2 separate regions of the Homo sapiens genome follow, and region 2 is linked to region 1. A link is a contact called in ENCODE Hi-C or POLR2A ChIA-PET data. All regions are on one chromosome and are shown on one strand. The core of a region is the stretch at or near the end of the contact, and the rest is flanking DNA. Distances in the headings are between cores, read along the strand shown.

Region 1 (3,088 bases), core at 380-2,879:
ATAGCACTGATTCATTTAACTGGATTTACAATGACATCTCACTCTAGTAATATCAGATGTTTTTACCGTCAGCAAAATAAAATTCCAAATGTTTTACTTTGATACCATGAATTGGATGAAAATAAAAGGAATCATTGTTGAAAATAACTGTTTTCCAATATGAAGCATCTGACTCCATTTCTATAAAAGTGGCATCATTTAATTGTTTGAAACTTTTTTTTCTGCCATTGGATCCAGCACCTTACCATCTATCGCTTTGTAGGGGAGGAGACCAGCTTTTCCTCTCTCCATCTTAGGTTCATGGCTGAGGCCCCTATAACAAAAGACAGATGAACCAGAGAAAAGCTTACATGTTTATTTAACATGCATTTTACATGAAATGGGAGCTTTCATAAGGAAATAAATACCTGAAGAAACAGTTAAACCTGTGTATTTTTTAAACCTGTGTATTTTTATGCTGGGTTTGATGAAGAGAGGAGAGTCATAGAGAAATATAATAGGGTGAAAAGTATGACATGATGATTATAAACTGGGGAAACTCAGCAAGGCCAGTTTGTTCAGTTTCCCTTCTGTGACCTTTTGTTTTCAGGGATAAGGATGTTCCTTTCTTCCTGGCATAGAGAGGGCACATCTTACATGAGAGTCTATGACCTCTTTCAGGGGAAGGTCAGAAAATCTTTCCTAGGTTTTATGAACTGCATCAGGGAAGGAGGCTGGGGGAAAGTCAGAGACACTTTCCCGCTTCTGCTGTTTTCCTCAAATTTCTTCCGTTTAAAATATTCAATACGCCAAGGAACCATATTTTGGAGCAGCATGCCCTGAACCCCATCAGCTTCACTTTTTGTATGTGTACAACAGACACAGAGTGCAGATTTAGAGAGGCAGTCATTTGATCCAAATGAAAAGCCATGCTTCACAGGATACTTTCCTTGTCTGCACGTGTCAAGTCCTCATGTTCATGCACAGTATGTATCTCAAATGTACTCTCGAATGAGAGTAGATACTAATAGTTTAGCAGATTCGTGTTTTCTATTTTTCATGTGGTGAGTGATGTCATATAGCCCCCATGGTAAGTGTTGATAAACATTTTGGGATTTATAGGTTTGTCATTAACATTCTCATGAACAAAGTATTTGATTTTCCATTACACATTTCCTTTCACTTTTTGAGCCCATTAATGCCAAAACATTTTTTGCAAAGTTAAAACGTGTTACTGTCAGGCCTCTGAGCCCAAGCCAAGCCATCGCATCCCCCGTGACTTGCACGTATACGCCCAGATGGCCTGAAGTAACTGAAGAATCACAAAAGAAGTGAATATGCCTTGCCCCACCGTAACTGATGACATTCCACCACAAAAGAAGTGTAAATGGCTGGTCCTTGCCTTAACTGATGACATTACCTTGTGAAAGTCCTTTTCCTGGCTCATCCTGGCTCAAAAAGCACCCCCACTGAGCACCTTGCGACCCCCACTCCTACCCGCCAGAGAACAAACCCCCTTTGACTGTAATTTTCCTTTACCTACCCAAATCCTATAAAACGGCCCCACGCTTATTTCCCTTCGCTGACTCTCTTTTCGGACTCAGCCCACCTGCACCCAGGTGAAATAAACAGCTTTACTGCTCTCACACAAAGCCTGTTTGGTGGTCTCTTCACACGGACGCGCATGAAATTTGGTGCTGTGACTCGGATTGGGGGACCTCCCTTGGGAGATCAATCCCCTGTCCTCCTGTTCTTTGCTCCATGAGAAAGATCCACCTACGACCTCAGGTCCTCAGACCGACCAGCCCAAGAAACATCTCACCAATTTCAAATCCGGTAAGCGGCCTCTTTTTACTCTCTTCTCCAACCTCCCTCACTATCCCTCAACCTCTTTCTCCTTTCAATCGTGGCGCCACACTTCAATCTCTCCCTTCTCTTAATTTCAATTCCTTTCATTTTCTGGTAGAGACAAAAGAGACATGTTTTATCCGTGAACCCAAAACTCCGGCGCCGGTCACGGACTGGGAAGGCAGCCTTCCCTTGGTGTTTGATCATTGCAGGGACGCCTCTCTGAGTATACACTCACGTTTCAAGGGTGTCAGACCATGCAGGGACGCCTGCCTTGGTCCTTCACCCTTAGCGGCAAGTCCCGCTTTCCTGGGGCAGGGGCAAGTACCCCTCAACCCCTTCCCCTTCACCCTTAGCAGCAAGTGCTGCTTTCCTGGGGCAGGGGCAAGTACCCCTCAACCCCTTCTCCTTCACCCTTAGCGGCAAGTCCCGCTTTCCTAGGGGGCAAGAACCCCCCAATCGCTTATTTCCGCCGCACCCCAACCTCTTATCTCTGTGCCCCAATCACTTATTTCTGCACCCTGACCTCTTATCTCTGTGCCCCAATCCCTTATTTCCCTGCCCCAACCCCTTCTCTGCTTTCCTGGAGGGCAAGAACCCTCCGCCCCTTCTCCCTGTCTCTACTCTTTTCTCTGGGCTTGCCTCCTTCACTATGGGTAAGCTTCCACCTTCCATTCCTCCTTCTTCTCCCTTAGCCTGTGTTCTCAAAAACTTAAAACCTCTTCAACTCACATCTGACCTAAAACCTAAATGCCTTATTTTCTTCTGCAATGCTGCTTGACCCCAATACAAACTCGACAGTAGTTCCAAATAGCCAGAAAATGGCACTTTGAATTTTTCCATCCTGCAAAATTCAATAATTCTTGTCGTAAAATAGGCAAACAGTCTGAGGTGCCTGACGTCCAGGCATTCTTTTACACATCAGTCCCTTCCTAGTCTCTGTGACCAGTGCAACTCGTCCCAAATCTTCCTTCTTTCCCTCCCGCCTGTCCCCTCAGTACCAACCCCAAGTGTCGCTGAGTCTTTCTAATCTTCCTTTTCTGCAGACCCATCTGACCTCTCCCTTCCTCCCCAGGTTGTTCCTCGCCAGGCCGAGCTAGGTCCCAATTCTTCCTCAGCCTCTGCTCCTCCACCCTATAATCTTTTTATCGCCTCCCCTCCTCACACCTGGTCGGGCTTACAGTTTCGTTCCGTGACTAGCCCTCCCCCTCCTGCCCAGCAATTTACTCTTAAAAAGGTGGCTGGAGCTAAAGGCATAGTC
Region 2 (2,938 bases), core at 282-2,781, 470 kb after region 1:
TTAGTTATAGAACAAAAACAAAAATTAAAGAAGTAAATAGAGATTTGAAGGAAGGAGCAGAGAGAGAAAAAAATTGTTAGATGATGTTTACATATCTTGTGGGCACCTCAAAGACAAAAACTGTCTTACATGTATTCTCACTCCCTAAGACAATGCCTAATCCAATAACATTTGTTGAACCAACATGAAAATGGTGACCCAAAAGCCAAAAAGGTGAATATTTTAAGGAGAAAATGATCAACAATATTAAATGTTATAGCTGATATATAAATAAAATGACAAAGAGGCCACTGGATTTAGTAAATCCAGTTTAACTTGCACCGCTACCACCAACTTCATTTTACAGGTTAAGAAAGAGAGGCCTAGAGACTTGAACACACATGTCCAGGACCACCAGTTGGCTGACTGGAGAGTCAGAGGCAGGACTCTGGTCTCCTGGCTCTTTTCCTGGGGCTGTTTTCTCTATACGGAGCTTCCCCTCTTAGAAGAGGATTACATCCACTGCAGATAAAGCTCTGGATCCAGGCAATCAGATAGGCTCTTTTCTTAGTCCATTTTCTGTGGCTATAACAGAATACCACAGGTTGGGTAATTTACAAAGAAAAGAGATTTATTTGGCCACAGTTCTGGAGACTGAAAGTCCAACATTGAGGGGATGCATCTGGTGAGGACCTTCTGCTATGCCATGACTGACGGAAGGGCATCATATGGTAAGAGCAGAAGAGACAGACAGAGATAGTGGAGGCTAAACTTAACTTTTTATCAGGAGCCCACTCCCGAGATAATTAACCCAGATAGCAGCATTAATCCAGTAACGAGGACACAGCCTTCATGACCTCATCACCTTTTAAAGGCTCCACCTCTTAATACTGTTAAAACGGCAATTCAATTTTTTTTTTTTCTTGAGACGGAGTTTCACTCTTGTTGCCCAGGCTGGAGTGCAGTGGCATGATCTCAGCTCACTGCAACCTCTGCCTCCAGGGTTCAGGCGATTCTCATGCCTCAGCCTCCCGAGTAGCTGGGATTACAGGTGTCTGCCACCACGCCTGGCTAATTTTTTGTATTTTCAGTAGAGATGGGGTTTCACCATGTTGGCCAGGCTGGTCTCGAACTCCTGACCTCAGGTGATCCACCCACCTCAGCCTCCCAAAGTGCTGGGATTACAGGGATGAGCCACTGCACCTGGCCAGCAATTCAATTTTTAACTCATGAACTTTAGGGGACATATTCAAACCATAGCAGCTCCTACTGACCAAGTCCACCCGTAACAACAAACTCCACTAACAGCCACATCACCTCCACGGAGCAGGAGAGAACAGAGCAAGGGGTCTGGTCCTGGGCATGCATTTTAGGGCTTGCCCTAATACCTGATCATTCATCGCCGGCGGAGTACCCAGTGGAAGAAAAAGTTCAGGGGACTTTACTCTCTGGGTTCTATCTTGAGCCAGAATTTCCTCTGACTCTGGTTACATGTAATAGAACAGAAAGTGACACCACAAGCAGGCAGCAGAAAAACAAAACGGGCTTCTTCTATAGTATGCGGTCATTAACCAGGATGTTCATACCAGCTTCTGTATGAAGAAGAGCAAAATTTGAATTCAGTGAAGTCAAAACAAAGATAATGGTATCATTCTTTTTGATGTCAATTAAGTTGTATCACTGTTTATTGGGCTGATGACATCCTGAGAAAATGAGTGATTTCTTCAAAGCAGTGATTCTCAAACATCAGAGCTTATCAGAATCACCTGGAAAGGCACCTCTTTCAGAGCTCCCAGGGTAGCCTAAAGTGGGCTCTGCCCTTAAAGCTCCAAATTCTCTGGAGGTTTATCCCAAGAGAAATAGTGAACATAACATCTCCCACATTTCAAAAGTAAAACCATTCAAAGATCAGGCTCCATGACTTATTTCCCTCTTTGTAATCCTTGCAGGGCCAGAGGGTCGACAGGATGAGACGTGTGGCCAAAACCCATGTGGCTTCAGTGTTTTTATTAATACAGACATGTACAGCCATGCGGAGGTGTCCGGAAGCCCCCATCTGGCAAAGATGACTAATGGGACTTTCCCACTGACATCCTAGTAAAGGTGCCAGAAGTATATTCATTCCAGATCACAGCCGTAATAGGGCAGTTTCTCTTGGGACACTACCCTGACAGACAACCGTCTTCCTTTTACAACCTACGTGACACCCCCATGTGGTACCTTCCTCTCCACAGTGGTGAGCACAGAAATGCATATCTGACCAGAACCCGGGAACTGAACGCTTCACAGCAAATGTCAACCTTTCTATAAACTAGTAGGAGTGCAATTTTTCTTCCATTATGCAGATTGCAATTTCCACCCACTTTTATATTCCATGTCCCAAAAAGTGAAAAGCAGATACTGTAGTTAGAATCTCTAATCAAAGGAGCACTAAGTGGGTACAAAAGTAGATGAAAACTCAAGAAGATACTATTGGCTGTTTGCAGAAAATCATCAAAGACTTTCTCACAAAGCAGTGGGAAGGAATTGAGTGAAGAGTGATGTATTCACTGATGGGTTCTATGGAGTCAGAACATGCAAATACATATTAGGCTAAGAAATACAGAGTACATTTATTCAGAGCCTACTCTCACAAAGATAGGCAAGATTTCTAACTAGAGATAAAACTCATATAACCATTGACACAATCCTAGTCCATTAATAATTGCTTTTTTTCATATTGTGAAGAGAGGAACCAACAGCATTAATAAGAAATAGGTATCTGGAGTATGAACTGTCCTATTAACTGAGTGACCTTGGGAAAGTCATATAATCTTTCTGGGCTTCAGTTGTATCATAAGTAAAATAAGATTGAACTAGGCCAGGTGCAGTGGCTCACACCTGTAATCCCATCACATAGGGAAGCTGAGGTGGGAGGATCGCTTGAGCCCAGCAGTTCGAGGCAAGCCTGGATAAAACA

Evidence for each region. Hi-C counts contacts between places; a loop is a spot of excess contacts on that map. ChIA-PET counts read pairs that join two places held with the same protein, here RNA polymerase II (POLR2A). Pooled maps may share reads with other maps.
Region 2: a loop to region 1 is called in a pooled map, with 3 times the contacts of the local background. The contact joins the enhancer-like site here to the promoter of LINC00428 in region 1. A Hi-C loop is called at or near these places in 2 of 37 single-sample maps with no recorded cell type and 7 of 50 pooled maps. POLR2A ChIA-PET finds 5 or more read pairs at or near these places in 1 of 52 experiments (H1).

What each region holds. Positions count from the first base shown.
Region 1 is chr13:42,871,285-42,874,372 of GRCh38, reverse strand. It overlaps LINC00428 (long intergenic non-protein coding RNA 428), which reads left to right and starts at 1,629. Exons shown (of 5, transcript NR_126389.1): 1 at 1,629-1,815. RefSeq lists an enhancer at 934-1,722.
Region 2 is chr13:42,405,069-42,408,006 of GRCh38, reverse strand. No RefSeq gene overlaps it. Among named protein-coding and RNA genes, the nearest start is that of LINC02341, 18 kb to the left of the region's middle. RefSeq lists enhancers at 1,719-2,128, 1,222-2,421. Within about 2 kb of position 1,531, at least 3 of the 41 ENCODE cell types and tissues checked have a DNase peak (open chromatin) inside an H3K27ac peak, as active enhancers do.